2 separate regions of the Homo sapiens genome follow, and region 2 is linked to region 1. Evidence: chromatin loops called from intact Hi-C (ENCODE). Cell type or tissue: HCT116. All regions are shown on one strand. Each heading gives the region's core, and the rest is flanking DNA. Links, peaks and the distances in the headings are about the cores only.

The links. Hi-C counts contacts between places; a loop is a spot of excess contacts. Peaks named below come from ENCODE experiments on the same cell type or tissue, not always from the same donor. Only the 100,000 strongest peaks of a DNase experiment are listed, where the experiment ranks them.
Region 2: it touches region 1 in a loop (9-fold over the local background); 2 of 110 quality-filtered maps call a loop at or near these places.

Annotation. Positions count from the first base shown.
Region 1 is chr2:231,450,802-231,453,706 of GRCh38, forward strand. NCL (nucleolin) reads right to left here. Exons shown (of 14, transcript NM_005381.3): 14 at 2,730-2,905. Among named protein-coding and RNA genes, the nearest start is that of SNORA75, 3.7 kb to the right of the region's middle. RefSeq lists enhancers at 1,197-1,491, 1,901-2,130. In HCT116, for the core only: a CTCF peak has its summit at 1,362 (motif pointing left); a DNase peak (open chromatin) is centred at 1,380; H3K27ac peaks cover 847 bases.
Region 2 is chr2:230,900,522-230,903,426 of GRCh38, forward strand. All of the region lies in intron 3 of GCSIR (GPR55 cis regulatory suppressor of immune response RNA), which reads left to right. Among named protein-coding and RNA genes, the nearest start is that of GCSIR, 15 kb to the left of the region's middle. RefSeq lists silencers at 1,807-1,886, 1,957-2,016. In HCT116, for the core only: a CTCF peak has its summit at 1,799; a DNase peak (open chromatin) is centred at 1,820; H3K27me3 peaks cover 1,233 bases.

The DNA.
Region 1 (2,905 bases), core at 147-2,646:
AACTGGGCTTTTAAATGGCTGCAATCCTTGAGGATTTGTTCTTTTCCTTCCTCTCCACTTCAACCCTTAGTGTGTCTAAGTTCTTTTTTTCTTTTTTTTTTTTTGGTAGAGACACGTGTCCGGCTATGTTGCTCAGACTGGTCTCTAACTCCTGAGCTCATGCTGTCTTCCCACCTCAGCCTCCCACAGTGCTAGGTCACTGCCTAAATTCCCTTTTTTTTTTTTTTTTTTTTTTTTTGAAATAGAGTCTCGCTCTGTCTGCCTCCCAGGCTAGAGTGCAGTGGCGCGATCTCAGCTCACTGCAAGCTCCGCCTCCTGGGTTCACGCCATTCTCCTGCCTTAGCCTCCCAAGCAGCTGGGACTACAGGCGCCCGCCACCACGCCCAGCTAATTTTTTGTATTTTTAGTAGAGATGGGGTTTCACCGTGTTAGCCAGGATGGTCTCCATCTCCTGACCTCGTGATTCGCCCGCCTCGGACTCCCAAAGTGCTGGGATTACAGGCGTGAGCCACTGCACCCGGCCCCCTTTTTTTTTTTTTTTTTTTTGAGACAGAGTCTTGCTCTGTTGCCCAGGCTGGAGTGCAGTGGCACAATCTCGGCTTACTTCAACCTCCTAGGTTCAAGTGATTCTCATGCCTCAGCCTCTGGAGTAGCTGAGATTATTGGCGCCTGCCACCACACCTGGCTAATTTTTGTATTTTTAGTAGAGACAGGGTTTTGCCATGTTGGTCAGGCTGGTCTCGAACTCCTGACTTCAGGTCATCCACCCACCTTGGCCTCCCAAAGTGCTGGGATTACAGGCGTGAGCCACCATGCCTGGCCCTACTGCCTAAATTCTTAGCGGTGGAGGAGTAGTTTCGGCAGGAAGGAGGGATAGTCTGTTAGATGCTGCAGGGAAGTAGGTGAACCTAGGGAAGGCTGACTCCTGGCTTTGGCACCTGGGGGAAGGGGGACAGAAGCCACACTTCGAGAAGGCTAGAGTATGCTCATCCTGAAAGTTTGGCAATGAAGGGAAGAGACAACTGTGTGAGGTGGCAGGTCAGGAGACAGTCTTTTGGGGTGAGAAAAGCTTTGGTATTTTTTTTAAGCCTGATGAGAGACAGTGAGACACACAAAGATAACGGGGTAACTCTCAGAGAAAGGGCACAGGACATGCTTCCAAATAATCTTAGCTGTAGGATCCAATTGGAAACCCCTTTTGCAGGGGTTGTGCAGCATCACTCAAGGTGGGAGACTCCCTGGGCCTATCCACTGGTCTGGAATCTGAGGCTGAGTTTGGAGTTAGAAGGCCTGCCATCAGCTCATCACCAGGCCTCCCTCCGGCAGAGGTTTCCACATCCTTGTGGACTTATGCTGCCACCTGCTGGAAACATGACAAATGTGGCGACAACCATTTGCAGAAGAAAACTATCACTTTTCTAAAATGGCTCCAAACACCTCCAAATCAGAAACTAGAGACAGGTACTAGGGAAGACTGGGAATTTGACTTCAGTCCCTAATCGCAAGCCTCAATGTCTCTTTCTGGCCCTGCAGGGTAACCCACCTTACATCTTTTTTTTTTTTTTTTTTTTTGAGACAGTGTTGTCGCCCAGGCTGGAGTGCGATGGCGCGATCTCGGCTCACTGCAGCCTCTGCCTCCTGGGTTCAAGCAATTCTCCTGCCTCAGCCTCTCAAGTAGCTGGGATTACAGGCGCCCACTTACCATGCCCAGCTAATTTTTGTATTTTTAGTAGAGATGGGGTTTCACCATGTTGGCCAGGCTGGTCTCAAACTCCAAACCTCAGGTGATCCACCCACCTTGGCCTCCCAAAGTGCTGGGCTTACAGGCCTGAGCCACCGCACCCGGCCTTCATCTTCATTCAACAGGAAATCAGCACATATGATTAGAACAAGCACTGAGAAATCACAGGACTGGACCGTCTCTGCTTTCCTTCTCTTAAGGAATGGTAAAGAAAAAGAATCAGGAGACAGGAACGTTAGTGTCCTGCCCTTGTCTTGCCTCACAGCAGGTTAGTAGAGGGGCTGAGGGAAAAGCCCAGCTGCTGAGCACACAGTTGCCCAGCAACTGCCCCATTATTAACAGCTACTTGATAGAAATGCAAGCCCCACCTTGGGAGCCATGGGCTCTTCCTGCAATTCAAGCCCTATCAAAATCGCACTCCCATAGGCTCTCCAAGTATGGAAAAAGCAGTGACTGTGCTGCACCAGAGCCACCAGCAATCCCAGCCCTTATTCGTAGATGGCCACACGGCATATAGACTATCGCTTACTTTAACCCACAGGCCTCCCAAAGAAACCAGCTGCAGCACATTCTCACCTGGATGAAGGCTGCAGGGAACCGAGGAGAGCCCTGGAGGCATCATTTCATAGATTCCAGAAGACCTAGACACCAAGTCACAAGGTTTTTCAAGCTGTTTGTCACCCAGGCTGGAGTGCAGTGTCGGGCTCAAGCAATCCTCCCACCTCAGCTTCCTGAGAACTGCAGGCTTATGCCATCACGGCCACCTAATTTTTCTTGTAGAGATGGGAGTCTCACTGTTGTCTAGGCTGGTCTCAAGCCATCTCCACACCCAGGCTTCCCAAGGTGTTGGGATTACAGGTATGACCCACGGTGCCCGGCCTCACGGGATCTTTCTTGAAAGCCACTGGAGATAAATTCATACTTATGTTCATACTATGTGTTTTGCTGCAATTTAAGAGCTAACAGACCTAATCCACAACACGCCTGATGGGCTTCAATTAACTGAGCTTTTAATTCCTTATCCAGAATACAGGCTGCAAGGCCTTCCTTTTTGTCCTTAGGCTTGCCTCATAGGAGACCCTCCCACTGCTTTTTCATCGTAGTTACAACCCTGGCTGGCCACCTTCCTCTCTAGAGCATGAGGGTCTTGGAACTGGATTGTCA
Region 2 (2,905 bases), core at 304-2,803, 550 kb before region 1:
GTGCAAGGGAGGACCAAATGAGGTGTAACAGACAAGGAGAGAATAAGCCTGTTCTCGACCAGGTGCAATTGAGTAGTGGAAGCCAGTGGGTGGGCTTGTGACAGCCCCTACTGGGGAGCAGATGGGTCGCCCCTTGATGGCTCAGGATCTTTGAAGAGCCCTGAGAGGATTTTGGAGTGGGTACGGTGGGCCAGGACACAGAGACCCAGAGTGGGTGTTAGCATGGGGTGCCATGCAAAAATCACTTACAAGGGCATCAGAGAGCTGGTGCTGCTCATGCCCCCATGGGCCTCAGCTTCCACGTCTGCACAATAGTTCCCTTCAAGCCAAGGTCTTGTTACAGACCTGTTTCTAGCCCCAACTCCTCCAGCTTTATGGGGTCACCCCCCCTTTTTAAATCTCCAAGCAGAAGGGCTTGTGATTTTATCCCACATTCAGTGGGAACCCTAGCATCTCCCATCATAGTCGTAGAAACTGCCAAATTCTCCTCTGAGCCCTGAGTCCTACAGGAACTGTCCTCCACGTGTATCTGAGCCCACAGGGAGCACATTCCCCCTTTCTTTCTCCAATAAAGGACAGCTGACTCCAGGGAGAACTGGTGGGAGACTTCCCTGAAGGCCAGGGGTGACGGAGATGGATGGTAATGCACAGCAACCAGAAACACCCCCCAGCCCCATCCTGCCAAGGGAGTGCTCCTTCCCTTATGCCACCCCCTCACCTGGTTTGGTTGGTTTCAGATGCAGTGCAGCCTTGGGAAGTCGGTGCTGGACCCCACCTGTGCAGCCTGTTTGCCGCAATTTCAGAGTCACTGGAGATACAGTATTTATAAAAGCGTTTCTCTCTTGGTTTGAACTACAGCTTTGCTCCCAGTTTCAATGTATATAGTCCTTGGAGGAACAACCCTGGCCAAGAAGTTATACCAGAGGCAACTGACCCCTAAGAGCAGGTGATGAAGAGCAGGAGGAGAGAGATGGCTGCAAGCTGGAAGAAGGGTGGTAGTTTGCAGTGGTGGGGACAGGGGATACCACAGGAGGGGATTAGGAATTGGGAAAAGGACTCACAATCGTGTCAAAGGCAGAATCTGCTGGGAGTGGTTGGGCCTTGGAGATGCTTGATGGGGTGACAATTAGGTGACCCCAAGTACTTTCATGAGAACTTTTATAACATAAGGTTAGGGAGCCGGATGCAGTGGTTCACACCCGTAGTCCCAGCATTTTGGGAGGCTGAGGCGGGAGGATCACTCGAGCCCAGGAGTTTGAGCCCAGCCTGGCCAACAGGGTGAAACTCCATCTCTACTAAAAATACAAAATATTAGTCAGGCATGGTGGCAGGTGCCTGTAGTCCCAGCTACTCGGGAGGCTGAGGCAGGAGAATCACTTGAACCCGAGAGGCGGAGGTTGCCATGAGCTGAGATAGCACCACTGCTCTCCAACCTGGGCAACAGAGCAAGACTCTGTCTCAAAAACAAAACAAAAACAAAAACAAAACCATAAAGGTAGGTAAGGTCATCCTCTGATAGTGGAACTTACTACATAGATACATGCCAGGAGGCAGTAATAGTAATAAAATATCATATAAGACGATGATGATGGTGAAACTGGTATGACCTACTTCACCAACTTAGATTACAAAATGGTCAAATTTCTTTTATTGCTTAATTTATTTTTCCCTATGGGTCTTTTAGGCAGAAGACTTGCCCCCAAATTACTCAAAGACCCCAGGGACCTCCTTTGCTTCCACACCTGAGGGAGGAGAGCCAGGGTTCCATCAGCCCCTGCTGCTGTTTCTCCAAGCTGTCACAAGGTGACACTGTTGCAGCTTGGTGTCTCAAGGAGGGACGCTGCTGCCCCAGACGCTGGGATGCCCTTGGTGGTTGAGGTTCAGGCTTAAGACTCTTCTTAGTTATCATTTCACACTCGGCCATCCCTTCCCAAAGCATAGCTCCTGGGGCAGGGCGGCTGGGTTTGAAGGGGTGTCCAGTATCAGCCACGTTCCATGCTGGCCAGAACAGTGTTATCAGTTGAGATCCCCCTTAACACAAGGTGATTTATTTTGGGGGCCTCATTGCTTGCCCCTGCCACTGATTCTTGGATTGCCCTACAACTCCTAGACAGGTATCCCTGACTTTGCATCTCTGAGATTGGGGACTGGGATATGGGTGTCTTTGCTTTCAGAGGGCCCTGGGACTCTGCTTCCTATAGTGCGGCATACAAAGAGGGCCGGCCAGCTTCTCTAAGCCCCACAAACAAAGGTCCTGGGTCAGCCCAAACCCCAAGAGGAAGAGGATGGGACCCTGGGGGCTCACATTTGCATAACAAAGCGGGCACACAAATGATCCTTCACCAGAGGAAGAACACCTGTGCCCAGGTTCCTTATGTCTCTGCCTAACCCAAAAGTTCTCAACCTGGGGATCAGGAGTAGAATTCACGGGTGTCATGAACTTGCTGAGGGAAAACATTACATGCTATTTTCACTAATCACTAACTGAAGGTAGCATTTCCTTCCATTACGCACGTAGACATCACACCACAGTACGATAGATGGTGTGGTTCCTGGGACTTGTCACCAATAGACATCACAGATACTCTCATATCCCACTACAGTTGCTGCAGATAATTCAAAATAACTTCTCAGTTCATCATAAATTCAAAATTATGATAATCATTAAACCCATCACTAGATCTTGTTATCCAGTGCCTAAAGAAACATATATTGCTACGTTGGTGACTACATTTCCATATATCTGGTTTCCTCTCTAATTCCATGCATTTTTACTTGATGCATGTGAAACTGCCCTTCTGGGGAAGGTCCACAGGCTTCCTCCTGACTGCAGGAGGATCGATGGCACGAGATGAATTAAGACCCCATGGCCTGCTGGGCATTGTGGCTCACGCCTGTAATCCCA